2 separate regions of the Homo sapiens genome follow, and region 2 is linked to region 1. The links are chromatin loops, found by intact Hi-C in ENCODE. Cell type or tissue: adrenal gland. All regions are shown on one strand. Links, peaks and the distances in the headings refer to the core of each region. The heading gives the core; the rest is flanking DNA. Region 1 overlaps TMC5 (transmembrane channel like 5). Region 2 has its middle 6.4 kb from the start of TMC5.

Region 1 (8,331 bases), core at 53-8,052:
GGACGAGGCAGGCATATCATGAGGTCAGGAGTTCACGACCAGCTTGGCCAACATGATGAAACCCCATCTCTACTAAAAAAAGGACAAAAAAGTAGCCGGGCGTGGTGGCGGGCACCTGTAATCCCAGCTACTCAGGAGGCTGAGGCTGGAGAATCGCTTGAACCCAGGAGGCAGAGGTTGCAGTGAGCCAAGATCGCGCCACTGCACTCCAGCCTGGGCAACAAGAGTGAAACTCCATCTCCAGAAAAAAACAAAGAGCAAGCTGATTTTATAAATAAAGGGGCTTTAAATTTTTTTTTTTTATGATTTTCGAGACAAGGTCTTGCTCTGTCACCCAAGCTGGAGTGCAGTGGTGCAATCATAATTCACTGCAGTGTCGACCTCCTGGGATCCAGTTAGCCTCTCCCACCTCAGCCTGCTGAGTAGTGGGGACTATGGGTGCACACCACCATGCCCAACTAATTTTTAAATTTTTTGTAGAGAGAGAATCTCACTATGTTGCCCAGGCTGGTCTTGAACTCCTGGGCTCAAGTGATCCTCCCACCTCGGCCTCCCAACATGCTGGAAATTCAGGTGTGAGCCACCAAACCCAGCCAAATAAAGGGGCTTCAACAAGAGGGTTGCAGATGTGAGCTTCTTTCTCAGTGTAGATACCCAACCTTATTCTTCAAGAAAGAATTTTGTGACCTCAGTGTGCTTTTCTTAAGAACATGGTCCCGATCTATTAATTCCAACTGTTTCTGAAAGATGGAAGCAGTGTTTGGAGATTCTTGGCCCATTTCAGAGTCCTCTATGGGTCTCCCATAATCCATGTTCATCATGAATGTTCCCCCTCTCTCTCACCTGTGGATTTGGGCTGGATTCATGTCTCTGGATGTGGCAAGCATTCCCTGGGGATCTTTGCTAGCAGTGGAGAGGGATCTCTGGATAAACTTGACTTTCATTTATTTTTATTTATTTGTTTATTTATTTATTTGTTGTTTGAGACAGAGTCTCACTCTGTCGCCCAGGCTGGAGTGCAGTGGTGCCATCTCTCCTCACTACAACCTCCACCTCCTGGGTTCAAGTGATTCTCCTGCCTCAGCCTCCCGAGTAGCTGGGATTACAGGCATGCACCACCACGCCCGGCTAATTTTTGTATTTTTGGTAGAGGCGGGGTTTCACCATGTTGTCCAGGCTGGTCTCAAACTCCTGACCTCAAGTGATCCACCCGCCTTGGCCTCCCAAAGTGCTGGGATTACAGGCGTGAGCCACCATGCCCAGCCATAAACTTGACTTTCTTATGTTTCTAGGAGAACCTGTCAGAGCTCCGTCAGGAGAATTCCAAGTTGACGTTCAATCAGCTGCTGACCCGCTTCTCTGCCTACATGGTAGCCTGGGTTGTCTCTACAGGAGTGGCCATAGCCTGCTGTGCAGCCGTTTATTACCTGGCTGAGTACAACTTAGAGGTAACCAACACCAGGGTCCAGGGCAGAGAGAACCAGGTGAAGGGATGAGATGCTGGAGGGGAAGGGTGGTGTGCAGCCTACGGTTCAACCCAGGATCTATGGCCAGCAGCATCAGCACTAGCAGAGAACTTGTTAAAAATGCAGGGGTGAGGCACAGTGGCTTACACCTGTAATCCCAACACTCTGGGAGGCCGAGGCAGGAGGATCACCTGAAACCCAGGAGTTCGAGACCAGCCTGGGCAACATGGAGACTTCATCGCTAAAAAAATTTTAAAAATTAGCCTGTCACGGTGGTGTGCACCTGTAGTTCTGGCTACAGTGGTGGTCATTCATTGGTGACTACAGTTTCACATGAATGGAGCTCAGCTGTGTCGTTTCACAGCCCTGGGGCCAGGCCTTGCCTTGTTTGATCTCAGTTAATTCTTGCAACATCTCTATGAGTCATGTGATCATCTCTCCATTGTACAGATGGAGAAAAGGGGCTCAGAGAAGCTAAGGATCTGGCCCCAGGCCTTGCAGCTTACGTGTGGGGAGGGAGCCGCATTGGAACCCAGGTTACCCTGGCTCCAAAACTACCACCAAAAATGCAAGTGGTGCTTTTGAACCATCCAGAGGTAGACGGAGGTAGGGTGAGGCCATGCAGGGAGGATATGGGAATGTGAGATATCAGATAAATTCATTGGAATCCCTGACTCCAAGGCCCATGGAAGGATGCCTAGCAGAAGTGCAGTCCCGGCTCCACTCCCAGCCAAATGCCAGAGTGCTGCCTCCTCCTGGAGGCCCAGTGCCTCTCCCAGCCTCACACAAAAGTGCAGCACAGGGCCAGGCACAGTGGCTCACGCCTGTAATCCCAGCACTTTGGGAGGCCGAGGCAGGCAGATCACTTGAGATCAGGAGTTTGAGACTAGCCTGGCCAACATGGTGAAACCCCGTCTCTACTAAAAATACAAAAATTAGCTGGGTATGATGGTGCACCCCTGTAATCCCAGCTACTCGGGAGGCTAAGGCAGGAGAATCACTTGAACCTCGGAGGCAGAGGTTGCAGTGAGCCGAGATCGTGCCACTGCACTCCAGCCTGGGCAACAGAGCGAGACTCCGGCTCAAAAAAAAAAAAAAAAAAAAAAAAAAAAAAAAAAAACCAGCAGCACGGGCTAGCAGAGACACGCCAACCCCCTAATTCAGAACTCAGAGAGAGGTGAAGCCTGGTGAAAATGAACAAGGCCACTTATGCTAAACAGGAGGGAGCACATCCTCATTGCCCTGGGCATCTTGGTAAAAAAGGGAAAGCCACAGAATGATTGTTCGAGCTCAGGCTCCTGAGTCAGACACACCTAGGCTCCAATCTGCCACTTCCTTGCTGGGTGACCCTGGGCAAGTGTCTTCCCCTCCCTGAGCCTCAGTTTGCTTGGCACGGGGTAAGGAAATTAATGGTAGCTTAACAAAATAGTTAACCTAGCCGGGCGCGATGGCTCATGCCTGTAATCCCAACACCTTGGGAGGCCGAGGTGGATGGATCACCTGAGGTCGGGAGTTAGAGACCAGCCTGGCCAACATGGGGAAACCCCATCTCTACTAAAAATACAAAAATTAGCTGGGTATGTTGGTGCGTGCCTGTAATCCCAGCTACTCTGGAGGCTGAGGCAGGAGAACCACTTGAACCGAGGAAGTGGAAGTTTCAGTGAGCTGAGATCGCGCCACTGCAGTCCAGCCTGGGCAACACGGTGAGACTCCATCTCAAAAAAATTAAAATAAATAAATAGATAAATAGTTAACCGCAGAGGAGCTACTTCTCGGGTTTTCTATCATGGGAGACTTTTGAGTGAAGCAGAAAGGGGTACAGTGTACAAGTCAGCCCTCCGTTCTCTCCCCCATCCCCTGCAGTTCCTGAAGACACACAGTAACCCTGGGGCGGTGCTGTTACTGCCTTTCGTTGTGTCCTGCATTAATCTGGCCGTGCCATGCATCTACTCCATGTTCAGGCTTGTGGAGAGGTACGAGATGCCACGGCACGAAGTCTACGTTCTCCTGATCCGGTAGGTGATGTGTCGCGCCCAACACCAGCCTCTATTTCCACAGAGAGAAGTGGGATGGCAGCTAGAAAGGATTATGCTTTAGTATCAAAGTTTTTTCTCCAGAGAGGAAGAATTTCAAAAGTAAGGTGTGGCTGGGCGTGGTGGCTCATGTCAGTAATCCCAGCACTTTGGGAGGTTGAGTGGGGAGGATCACTTGAGACCAGGAGTTCGAGAACAGCCTGGGCAACATAGCCGGATGCTGGCTCTACAAAAAGCTGGATGCAGTGGCATGCACCTGTTAGTGCCAGCTACTCAGGAGGCTGAGGTGAGAGGATCACTTGATCCCAGGAGTTTGAGCTTACCTATGATTGCACCACTGCACTCCAGCCTGCGTGACAGAGCAAGACCCTGTCTTAAACAACAACAAAAGAGTGAAGTGTGTTTGTGTGGTGTGGGCTTTTGCTCAAAGTCATGGCTTGATTGCTTTCCTAATTGCTACCAGCAGGGGATTGATGTAGTTCTCAAGTATGGGATGTACAGATGGGCAGGCAGTGCACGCACAAAGGCTCCTGGGCTGAGGACGGGACTGAAATCATCCAGCGTTCCCCTTAGTCAAGCTGTGAGTCCTGGTACCCACTGCCTCAGGCGGGAGGAAGGGCCCATTTTTGTAATTCCACCACCCAAACAAAGGTGGGAGGAGTGCTTTGGGCAACTCACTGGCACCCATGGGGTGCCTTTTTGTGATTCCCACAAAGGCATCATACGTGCTAGAAGTGATCCCAGAGTTTTGATACACAAAGCCTGGAACTGCCCAAATTTTGTCCCTCTAGTTTCTTCCCTTACTCGTTCCTGGTTATGGTGGGGTTTATAAGTACAGGTCTGTAGGCCGGGCATGGTGGCTCATGCCTGTAATCCCAGCACTTTGGGAGGCCAAGGCAGGTGGATCACCTGAGGTCAGGAGTTTGAAACCAGCCTGGCCAACATGGTGAAACCCCGTCTTTACTAAAAATACAAAAATTAGCTGGGCTTGGTGACGCATGTCTGTAATCCCAGCTACTTGAGAGGCTGAGGCGGGAGAATTTCTTGAACCTGGGAGGCGGAGGTTGCAGCGAACCGAGATCCTGCCACTGCACTCCAGCCTGGGTGACAGAGAGAGACTCCATCTCAGAAAAAAAAAAAAAGTGTAGGTCTGTACAATGCAGACTGAGTTTCTTTGCTGATCAGTTCCAGAGCCCTTGCCTTACCACGGTCTGTGAGATCCGGCTCCCGGCCAGCGCTCCAGCCTCATTTTCTCCCCATCCTTCCTGCTCACTGCCTGTCCCCGTCACAGACCTCCTAAGCGTTCACAAATATGCCAAACCATATTCCCACCTCTGGACCTTTGCATGGGCCTGGAATGTTCTTCCCACACATGACCACATGGCTTGCTTCTTGACTGCATTTTGCGTTCTTCAAACATCACCCTCGTGTTGCACTCTTCCTTGCACACCCCATTAAAAATAACAGCTCCCTACCACCTTTTCTCCTCTGCAGTATAATTTTCTTTCTTTTTTTTTTTTTTTTTTTTGAGATGGAGTCTCATTCTGTCGCCCAGGCTGGAGTGCGGTGGCATGATCTCTGCAGTATAATTTTCTTACCACTTCCTGACATATTTGTATTTATTTATTATCTTCCTCTCCCACAGTTTATGGGGAAATCTTTGCCTTGTTCACAGTGTCTGGGATATCATAGGTGTCCAAGAATGATTGGTGAATGAATAAGCAAATTGGTCAGTCAGTTGATTATATCCAATTCATATTATGAAAATTCCAGCCAGGTGCAGTGGCTCGTGCCTGTAATCCTAGCACTTTGGGTGGCCAAGGTGGGAGGATTGCTTGAGCCCAGGAGTTCAAGACCAGCCTTGGCAACATGGTGAGACTCCATTTCTATAAATATTTAAAAATTAGTCAGGCATGGTGGATTGCACCTGTAGTCCCAGCTACTCAGGTGGCTGAGGTGGGAGAAGTGCTTGAGCCCGGGAGGTCAAGGCTGCAGTGAGCCATGACCACACCACTGCACTCCAGTTTGGGTAACAGAGTGAGACCCTGTCGGAAGAAAGAAAGAGAGAAAGAGAGAGAGAGAAAGAAAGAAAGAAAACTCTGACTATATTCCTATGCCCTCATTATTCCCCACATCCCAGCCACCGATCCATGGTGCCACTTTTAAAAGTTTGTATAGAAGGGGAAATGTTAGGTCTCACTGCACCCCATAACCTTGCATATTGAGTATGATGGGCATAAAATACCATCTACTAGATGATGGAATTGTAAAGACTGAGGGGGATGATTCAATAAAGAGGTTGGCAGTGTACGCTGGGTCAGCACCCAATAAACATTATGTACATTTACTATCATTATAATGGGAAGTGAAATCAGATCATTTGGAGATGCAACAAAAGAGAATGTATCAGTCAGAATAAGTTAGGTTATACTGCAGTAACAACCCCCCAGATCTCAGTGGCTTCGAACACAAAGGTTTATTTCTTGCTCGTGTTATATACACAGTGTGGATTAGCAGGAGGGACCTTCTTATGTTAGTTACTGAGGGATCCAGGCTCAGAGAGAAGCAGCCATCTTGAATATCGTTGATCGCCATTCCAAAGGGAAGATGAGGAGTTCTGGAGAGTCTCACAGGGGCATTAAGTGCTCCAGCTTAGAAGTGACACACATTAGCTGGGTGTGGTGGCTCACGCCTGTAATCCCAGCACTTTGGGAGGCCGAGGCGGGTGGATCACGAGGTCAGGAGATCGAGACCATCCTGGCTAACATGGTGAAATCCCGTCTCTACTAAAAATACAAAAAAAATTAGCCAGGTGTGGTGGCGGGCGCCTGTAGTCCCAGCTACTCGGGAAGCTGAGGCAGGAGAATGGCGTGAACCTGGGAGGCGGATCTTGCAGTGAGCTGAGATCGCGCCACTGCACTCCAGCCTGGGTGACTGAGCAAGACTCCGTCTCAAAAAATAAAAAAAAAAGAAGTGACACACATTGCTTCTGTTCACAATTCATTCACTGGAACTAGCCATGTGCCCCCCTCCAACCACAGGGGCCAGGAATTTCTATCTTACCATGTGCCCCAAAGGAGCTATTTGCAGACAGAATGAAAGACTGCCATTGAAGGTAATCATAAATGTTGTCTCTTCTGTTTAGAAACATCTTTTTGAAAATATCAATCATTGGCATTCTTTGTTACTATTGGCTCAACACCGTGGCCCTGTCTGGTGAAGAGGTGAGATTCTATGCTTCTCTGCCTTAAGTTTGGTTTCTTAGCATTTGACCAACAGGGAGGACAGGGGTTTCTCAAGAGCCATCACACTCCGTATTTGGTATTAATCCCTTGTGGGAAGAGAATGAAAACTAATCTGGAAAGCAACATAAGGCAAAATGGGTCTCAACAAAAAAGCTCAGGTTCTAGAGTCAGGAGGACCTGATTTGAAGGCCAGCTGTGCTGTGTCATCTTCCGAGTCACTTAATCTCTTTGAGCCTCAGTTTTCTCATCTGTAAAATTGGGATTAAATGATATCATGTGTAGTATAAGTTCAGTGCCCAGCATATGCAATAGACACTAGTAATTTTAGTGCTAGTCTGTCCTAACAGCTTTGGGGTTGGACAAAATTCTTTTTGATCCTTGATGTTCTATTTTTCCTGTAACCTAGATACCCTGGGCTTTACCAATATGTAAACTCATAAATGCTGGCAGTAACAATTATGTCCTAATGCTGACTGTTTCTGGCCGTCCTTCACTTAACTACAGTTTCTAGTCTTCACTGACCTCAGAGAATGGGTGCCTGAGGGTGGTGTCCCATGTGGATTTAGGAACAAGCCAGCCTCCCTGGCCTTCTCATTGGGATGCCTCTGCCCCTGCTACTGCATCCCCCATGAGAATGTGCCTTCACATCACACAGCAATCCTTAGCTGATGGTCATTGTGAGCTCTCAGATACCCAGGATGCCCTGGGGTTGGAAGTAGAGTCAGGAATCAGGAGTCTCTCTCTATTTCTCTGTCACCCATTATTCCTGGGCCCTAAAATAGCTCTGTTGTGTCTATACTCAAACCATCTTACATGAACATGGCACCCTCAACTTCTCTCCCTAATTGTCGAAGAGATTCAAAATCAGCCCTCCAAGTTAGTATGGTTAGAGCAGATACCATATTCTTCTTCCATGCATTCATCCATTCATGCATCCATCCATCCATTCCCCCATCATTCATTTATCCATCCATGCATCTATTCATCTGTCCATCCATGTATCCATCTATCCATTCATTCATACATCCATCCACTTATCCATTTATCCATCCATGTATGGATCCATCCATCCATCCATATATTTATCTATTCATTCATGTATTCATCCATCCATTTATCTAACCATCCATCCATTTATTCATCCACGTATTCATTCATGCATGCATCCATCTATCTGTCAATTCATGTATTCATCCAGCCATCTATTCATCCATCCATTCATCCATCCATCTATATACCCATCTATCCACTCATCCATCATCCATCCATTTACCCATCCATCATCCATCCATCCTTGGGCTGTGCACCCAAAAGTTTCCTCTCCTCCTTCAGCCAAATCTAAAAGCTCCCAGTCTATCAGCTGATAGCACTGACTTCCTGCAGAAGTTCCTAGCCACTAGTTTCATAAACTGACTAATTTGAGCTTCCAGTTTACACTAGCCTACTAAACCTCTAGGCCACTTTCTTAATCAAGCAGACATTAATTGATTTTTTGTAAGGTAAATAAGCAAAAAGAGTGAAGGCATTCTTAGCCATTGGCACTTCTGGCTCTGTTGAAGAAACCGATTACCCTTGGCTGAGAAATGG
Region 2 (8,331 bases), core at 290-8,289, 63 kb before region 1:
TTGGCTAGGGAAAGGGAAGGCCACGGCAGGTGGCACGTGGCTGGGAACCAGCCAGCCAGCTGAACCCTTGGGCCATGCATCCCAGCCCCATGAGGGAGTGGGGAGCAGCGGGGAGCTGCTGCTTTCTGGTGCATCCCAAAAGAGGAAGGAAAAAGCCATGAGCATTAAAAGGCTCGGAAGGGAGAGAGAAAAATAATTCTTGATTTGCATCTCACTCACCACTTCTCAGGCCCCACGTTGGGTGCCAAAAATGTCGCAGGGCTTTTCCTTAGTTCAGCTAAAGATAGGGTTTTTTGTCCCATGATCATGAAAATTCAGGCTCACAGGCAATTTGAATGGTGGGTAAGACAGGGTTTTATTGGGTGAAAAGGGAAGAAAAGGGGAAACAGGGACTCTTACTGGGCCAGAGTCTCTGTTAGAGCACTTCCTACCTGGCCATTCAAATCCCAGTTTCCACACAGAAAGAGGAGGGGCCAGGCTTCTCCCTGCTGCAAACAGCACAAACTTCTGTGGCTCCTCCCAGTGTGCAGGCCAGTTGGAGAGGCTGGAGATTATTGAGGGACCTCCTCTCACCTGGCTGTCTAACTATTATTGCCCTCATTTTACAGATGAAGAAACTGAGGCAGAGAGATTAAGTAATTTGCCCAAGATTATGAAGCTAGTAAGGATATAGCAGACCTGGAATTCAAAGTCAAATAGTATGGCTTCAGAGTCCCTGCACTTAACTACTATGTTAATTAAGTAATTCATTGAATTATTTCTTATTACATGTTGGCTGTTGCTGTCATCATTATTATTTTCTTTTTCACCTTTTAACATTAAAAAAAATTTTTTTTGAGACAGGGTCTCGCTCCATTGCCCAGGCTGGAGTGCAGTAGTGCAGTCATAGTTCATGACAATCTCAAACTCCTGGGTTCAAGCAGTCCTCCTGCCTCAGCCTTCTAAGTAGCTGGGGACTATAGGCCTCTGCCATCATGCCCCCATTATCCTTGATTCTATTTACAAAGCAGAAAAGATCAAATGGACAGATAACTGTATTATATACAAGAAATTAGACTTGCCATGTGACCTCCCAACTTTGACTTTGACTCAGATGCTCACTGAAGCATTATTTCCTTAGGGAAACCTTCCCTGACACTGGGAGAATGCCCCTAATTATAAATTCTTACAACATTATATACCTCTTCTTGGTTGCAATAATCATAATTACATTTATGTCATTGTAAGGACATAATGACATTTCAATATTGTGGTAAAAACACACGTTATTAAATTTACCAGTCTTAATTATTTTTAACTGTATGGTTCATCAGTGTGAAGTATAGGAAGTATTCACATTTTGTAACAGATCTCTAGAATGTTTTCACCTTGAAAAACTGAAGTTCTATGTTCATTGCACACAAATTATCTCCCTCCTCCTTTCTCTAAGCCATTGGCAACCACCTTTCTCCTTTCTGTTTCTATGATTTTCATTGCTTTAGGTACATCCAATGATTGAAATCATACAGTATTTGCCCTCCTGTGCCTGGCTTATTTCGCTTAGCATGATGTCCTTGAGGTTCATCCACGTGGTAGTATGTGATAGGATTTCCTTCTTTTTTAAGGCTGCACAATACTCCATTGTATGTATGTAACCACATTGTCTTTACCCATTCATCTGCTGATGGACATTTAGTTTGCTTTTAATGCTTGACTATTGTGAATAATGCTGCAATAAACATGGGTGTGCAAATATCTTTTGTTGTTGTTGTTGTTTTGTTTTGTTTTGTTTTTGAGGCAGGGTCTTCCTTTGTTGCCTGGGCTAGAGTGCAGTGGCACGATTACTGTTCACTGCAGCCTCCACCTCCCAGGCTCAAGCCATCCTCGTACCTCAGCCTCCTGAGTAGTTGGAGCTACAGGCATGTGCCACCATGCCTGGCTAATTTTTGTATTTTTTTGTGGAAACTGGGTTTCACCATGCTGCCCAGGCTGGTCTCAAACTCCTGGGCTCAAGTGATCCACCTGCCTCAACCTCCCAAAGTGCTGGAACTACAGGCCTGAGCTATGATGCCTGGCCCGGATGTCATTTTGAGACCTTGCTTTGAATTTTTTTAGATATATACCTTTCTGTTTTTGTTTTTTTGCCACTATACTGTTTTCCACGGTGGCACCCAATTTGCATTCCCACCGACAGTGCACAATTTCTCCACATCCTCATCAACACTTATTTTTTGTTTGTTTGTTTTTGTTTTTTGATAGTGGCCAGCCTAGTAGATGTGAGCTGGAAATGTTGCGGGATTTTTTTTTTTTTTTTTTTGAGACGGAGTCTTGCTCTGTCGCCCAGAGCTGGAGAGCGGTGGCGCGATCTCGGCTCACTGCAAGCTCCGCCTCCCGGGTTCATGCGATTCTCCTGCCTCAGCCTCCCGAGTAGCTGGGACTACAGGCTCCTGCCACCATGCCCGGCTAATTTTTTTGTATTTTTAGTAGAGACGGGGTTTCACCATGTTAGCCAGGATGGTCTCGATCTCCTGACCTCGTGATTCGTTGGCCTCGGCCTCCCAAAGTGCTGGGATTACAGGCTTGAGCCAGTGCGCCTGGCCTGTTGCGGGATTTTTAAGGAATCACAGAGACCTATGGGGTTCAGGAGGATATTTATTAATTATTTAGGTGCACCGGCCCAGTCGGATTAACATCCAAAGGACTGAGCACTGAACAAAGAGTTAAGTTAACTTTTAAGCATTTCGTAGGGGTAGGGAGATCTGTGCAGGGGGAAGCATACTACAGAAGCGAGAAACAAAGGCAGTTATTCAATTGAGACATGCATTACATCATTTCTTACTTTTCAAGGAAAAACATGTTTTGTTACTTGAGTTTATCTGTCTAGTGACCTTGCAGCTACACAGCTAGGGAATCAGGGTCTTCACAATGCCTGGGAAAGGAGGGGAGAGAAGGCTCACTAGCCACAGAAAAATAGGCAGTTAGTTTTAAAAGGACTCCAGCTCTTTCTCTTTCTCAGGGGGAATTGAGTTTTCTTACATACAACTGAGTTTCTGCTTATACACTCTTTAATTTCTTTTAATTCCTGTTCCAATATCTCATTATGGTTTTGATTTGCATTTATCTCGTAGTTACTGATAATCATTAGAGGACTTGCATCTCTCAGGATTAGATGATGTGGCTCTTGGCCAGAGTTTTGGAGAGCACAGCCCTGGCCCATGAGCCTGCTGGGTCCTCCGAGCGCCGCCCCACCCAGGCCTGCGCGGCGTCTGGTGGCCATCAGGTAAGGCTGGGTCATGGAAAGAAAGAATGAATGCAGACTACGGGCGGTGAATAGAGGTCTCGGATGCCAGCAGGCGTCCCAACCCAGCAGGAACTGGCTCAATTCTCAGAAGAAAGCGATCGGCCCCGAGGCAGGAAGGCCGGCTCCGGTGCAGGGAGCGCCGCCTGCGGGCTGCTTCGGGCCAGGGTCGACCCGAGGGCCAGCGCAAGCAGCGGCAACAGGAGCGCCAGGAGGTGAGGCGGGTTCGCCAGGAGTGGGGCCAGCGCCCGGGCTGCCAGCCTAGCAGGGGCGTCTTGGCGGAGCCCCCTCGCCGGCTCCCAGAGAGGCTGGGAAGAACTGGGAGGGGTGTCCCCAATGCGGGGCGCCCAAGCGTGGCAGCACGGGCTGGGAGCGGGGAGCCAGCGGGGTGCGGCGCCGGAGTGCGGGGAGAACCACCAGGCGCCGGAATTGGGGAGCACGTGGAGGGGGCAGCGGCTCCAGCCCCAGACCGCCGCGCTCTGTCACTTTGCATTAAGAAAGCTTCCGGGGAATGCACACGGCCTGGCCGCCGCCTTCGTGCAGCCCGCCCTGCAGGTGCAGGAAGAAAAGAATAATCGCACCCGTTTCTCAGGTGCTTACTTCACCATGTCCGATCCGGTAAGTTTTTTATCTGAGCAGCGGCCTGGGTGAGAGCGAACATGAGCTTTGGAAGCGCACTATTTGTGTGTTGTGCATCTCTGGACAGGTTACTTATGCTCTCTGGGCTCCAGTTTCCACACCTGTTTAAAAAAACAAAAGGAAAAAGAAAGGTTAAAATTAGACTTCCCTCACAGAGATTCTGTGAGCCTTGTTTGCTTCCTAAATGTTAGATGTTGTTATTTCTCCTGGGGTAATCTACGAAATAGGGTCTCCTGGTCCTATTTTACCCTTGGGAGATCCAGTTTCAGACAGTTAAGTAACTTGACCACAGCAATTAAATGGAAACTGTGGGATTTGAACTCAGGAAGTCAAACTCCGGAGACTGAATATTATCTAATCCAGGTCCCACCATTTCTCAGAAGGGTGAACTTGGGTTTGCCACTTCTGGGATCCTTTTCCCTATCTGTGAAACAGGTGCAATAATAGTAGCTTGCCTATGGGGTTGTGAAGATCTACTGAGCTAACCCACATACGTGTCCCCCTACTAATGTGTGCATTCCAGAAGGGTAGGATTTTTTTTGTTTTGCTTGCAGATACATCCCCAGTGCCTGGCACACAGTAGATGTCCTATAAATACTTGTTGAATGAATAAGGGGCATGTGTTACCTTTTATCCTTTCAATAACCCCTGCTAGTTCCAGACTGCAGATTAGGAGACAAAGGTTCAAAGAGGTTGAATAAGTCACCCCATGTTACCTGGGTGGTCTGTAGAGGAGTCTGTGTGATCTTGACATGCAATCCAGGTTCCATCACCTCCTAGCACAGTGAATGTGGCAGTTATCTGATTCTTCTGTGCCTCAGTTTCCTTATCTGTAAAATGAGGACAATAATGGCACCTATCCTATAGGGTTTTTGTGGGATTTTTTTTTTTTGAATTGTTGTCTCGCTCTGTTGCCCAGGCTGGAGTGCAGTGTTGTGATTGTAGCTTATGCAGCTTCAACCTCCCAGGCTCAGGCGATCCTCCTGCCTCAGCCTCCCGAGTAGCTGGGACCAAAGGCACGCACCACCATGCCTGGCTAATTTTTTAAATTTTTGTAGAGATGGGGGTCTCACTATGTTGCCCAGTCCAGCCTTGAACTTCTGGGCTCAAAAGATCCTCCTGCCTCAGCCTCCTAAAGTGCTGGGATTACAGGCATGAGCCACCAAGCCCGACTTTCTTTTTTTTTTTGAGACAGTCTCGTTCTGTTGCCCAGGCTGGAGTGCAATGGTGCAATCTCAGCTCACTGCAACCGCTGTCTCCCAGGTTCAAGCAATTCTCCTGCCTCAACCTCCCAAGTAGCTGAGATTACAGGTGCCCACCACCAGGCCTGGCTAATTTTTTTGTATTTTTAGTAGAGATGGGCTTTCATCATGTTGGCCAGGCTGGTCTTGAACTCCTGACCTCAGTTGATCCACTCGCCTCAGCCTCCCAAAGTGCTGGGATTACAGGCGTGAGCCACCGCACCCAGCCCGAGCCCACCCTTTTGTGGGGATTAAAGATGAAACACTCGGAACAGTGCCTGGCACTTAGTAGGTGCTCAATCAACATTAGCTACAGTAAATGCTGTGACCGCCCTCTACAGGAGTGGGGGAATGGCACAGTAGTTGCATCCATAAAGCACTTTTTCCTTGAACCCCTTCTCATCTATTTATTTATTTAGTTTTAGAGACTGAGTCTTGCTCTGTTGCCCAAGTTGCAGTGCAGTGGCACAATTGTAGCTCACTGCAGCCTTAAAGTCACGGCTCAAGCGATCCTCCCACCTCAGCTTCCTGAGTAGCTGGGACTACAGGTGCTCGCCTCTACACCCAGCTGATTTTTTAATTTTTTGTAGAGACAAGGTCTGGCTGTGTTGCCCAGGCTGGTCTCAAACTCCTGGCCTCAAGCAATCATCCTGCCTCAGCCTCCCAAGTAGCTAGGGCTTTAGGCGCACCCTACCACCCGCTTCTCATCTAGACAGTCACCTTGCAGGGATCTCCACCTGTCAAAGTTTTGGAGAGTTCTGTGTTCTGGTAGGACAAATGCTGCCTTTAAGTGTGCCAGGGCAGGCTGGGCATGGTTACTCAAGCCTGTATTCCCAGCACTTTGGGAGGCCAAGGTGGGCAGATCACTTGAGTCCAGGAGTTCCAGACCAGCCCAGAGAACACGGCAAGACCTCGTCTCTACTAAAAGTACAAAAATTAGCTGGGTGTGGTGGTGCATGCCTGTGGTTCCAGCTACTCGGGAGGCTGAGGCACAAGAATTGCTTGAGCCCGGGAGGCAGAGATTGCAGTGAGCTAAGATTGCGCCACTGCATTCCAGGCTAGGCGACATTGCCAAACCCTGCCTCAAAAAAAAAAAAAAAAAAAAAAAAAAAAAAAAAAAAGCCAGGGCAGTTTCTGGGGACAGTAAGGCTGGCATGGGATGGGAAGGGCATTGTGCTTTCCTCTTAGTGGGAGGCACTACATCCTTTAATATGGTACTTGGTGGATGAGGAATCCTAGCCTTTTAACATAATCATAGTCTTTCATGCCTGTTCTGCTTACCATGTGTCTGATATTGTGCTTAGTCCCAGCCCTAGTCATCTACAGAACTCAGGCTCCAGAGCCAGACCTCCTGGGTTAAAATCCTGCCTCTGCCACTTTCTTGCCTCTGCCACTTTCTTGCTGTGTGACCTTGGGCCAAGTTACTTAACCTCTCTGTGCTTCAAATGACTCATCTGTAAACTGGGATGATTCTAGTAGTACCTAACTCATAGGGCTGCTGTGAGGATTAAATACAACCCACACATAGACGGTGACAGAACAATGTAAGGATAAATGTTGGCCACTTACGTATTACAATGACTTCCATTTTATAGCTGAGGAAACTGAGTCAGGCTCAGGGAAATTCATAACCCATCCAATGACATAGAACTATCCTTCCTGTTCCAGCGTCTGCTCATTTATTTTCATTTCCCTCTTAATTCATGCCCCCCTCATTGTACCCCCTAATTCAATCATCAGCCTCTATCTAGGGTCCCTGCTTTCTGTGTCTGGGGCTCCCACATCTGCTGCTTCCAGAAGGTTCTCCCTCTTTCTCACTTCCCAAACTTGAGGAGCTCCCAGTGACCTTGGAAATAGATCTTTTTCTTTGACTGTTCCTGTTGTTTTCTCCAATTACTAACACAATACTCATGCAAATTATTTTAAAAATTTATTTATAAAAATATTTTCATAGAAGGTGAAAAACTCTGCTAATTCACCCTCTGGTGATAACTGCTGCTTGGAGTTTCATGTGTGTTATTCCAGATTTCTCCCTCTCCTCCTGGGTGTAATAATACAGATTATTTTTACTTATCTTTTAAAAAGATGTGACCGTGCTATTCATACTGTGTGCAATTCACAGGAGACAATTTTCAAGATTTCACTTATTTTTTGAAAAAGTTACACTGCCACGTGGTATAAAACCCCAAAGAGACCAGGCACAGTGGCTTGTAATCCCAGAACCTTGGGAGGCTGAGGCGGGAGGATCGCTTGAGATCAGGAGTTCGAGACCAGCCTAGGCAACATAGGGAGACCACCCCCCGATCTCGACAAAAAAGAGAAATTAGGTGGGCATAGTGGTGAGTTCCTGTAGTCCCAGAGCCTTGGGAAGCTGAGGCAGGAGGATCGCTTGAGGCCAGGAGTTCGAGACCAGCCTAGGCAACATAGGGAGACCCCATCTTGACAAAAAAGAGAAACTAGGTGGGCATAGTGGTGAGTTCCTGTAGTCCCAGCTGCTCAGGAGGCTGAGGCTTAGGCAAGAGGATCGTTTGAGCCCAGCCTGGGTGACAAAGCAAGGCTCTATCTCTAAAAAAGAAAAATGGAAAAAATCCAAAGGATATCTAAGCAAATACTGAAAAGTATCTCCCTCCATATCTATCTCCAGCCACCCAGTTTCTCACTCTGGAAGCAACCAGTATTGCCAACTTATTGTCTACCTGCAGACAAGAAACGTATAATTACAGTTTATAGGGCATATATGTGTCATAAACCGAAATATGTAAAAATATGGTATAGTTTCTAGAAGAGGAGAAACAGAGGGGAGAAAACTCTATTAGAGAAAATGTTGAGTTGCTGATTTCCTTGTCCCACGCAATGGAGAGCGAGGAGACACTGTCCATGGAACTAGGTAACATTTAGAGCAGTGGTTCTCAGGGGGAGGCAGTTTTGCCTCCCAGGGGATATTTGCCCATTCCTGAAGACATTTTTGGTTGTCGTAGCTTGCAGATGGGGTGGGGTTGGGGTGTCCTCCTGGTATCTAATAGATAGAAGCCGGACATACTGCTAAACACCCTACAATGCACAGAGCAGTCCCCCCAGCTCCCCACAACAGGCAGTTGTCTGGCCCCAAATGACAGTACTGCCAAGGTTGAGAAATCCTGACTTATAGCTACAAAAGAATCAAAATCACTGCTT

The links. Hi-C counts contacts between places; a loop is a spot of excess contacts. Peaks named below come from ENCODE experiments on the same cell type or tissue, not always from the same donor. Only the 100,000 strongest peaks of a DNase experiment are listed, where the experiment ranks them.
Region 2: it touches region 1 in a loop (2.7-fold over the local background); 2 of 110 quality-filtered maps call a loop at or near these places.

What each region holds. Positions count from the first base shown.
Region 1 is chr16:19,470,796-19,479,126 of GRCh38, forward strand. TMC5 (transmembrane channel like 5) reads left to right here. Exons shown (of 22, transcript NM_001261841.2): 11 at 1,293-1,448; 12 at 3,330-3,481; 13 at 6,645-6,723. All of the region lies in intron 2 of TMC5-AS1 (TMC5 antisense RNA 1), which reads right to left. Among named protein-coding and RNA genes, the nearest start is that of TMC5-AS1, 13 kb to the right of the region's middle. In adrenal gland, for the core only: no CTCF peak of the experiment used is centred there; no DNase peak of the experiment used is centred there.
Region 2 is chr16:19,407,282-19,415,612 of GRCh38, forward strand. It overlaps a transcript of TMC5 not described here. Among named protein-coding and RNA genes, the nearest start is that of TMC5, 6.4 kb to the right of the region's middle. RefSeq lists a silencer at 3,472-3,551. In adrenal gland, for the core only: no CTCF peak of the experiment used is centred there; a DNase peak (open chromatin) is centred at 3,423; H3K4me3 peaks cover 819 bases; H3K27me3 peaks cover 4,052 bases.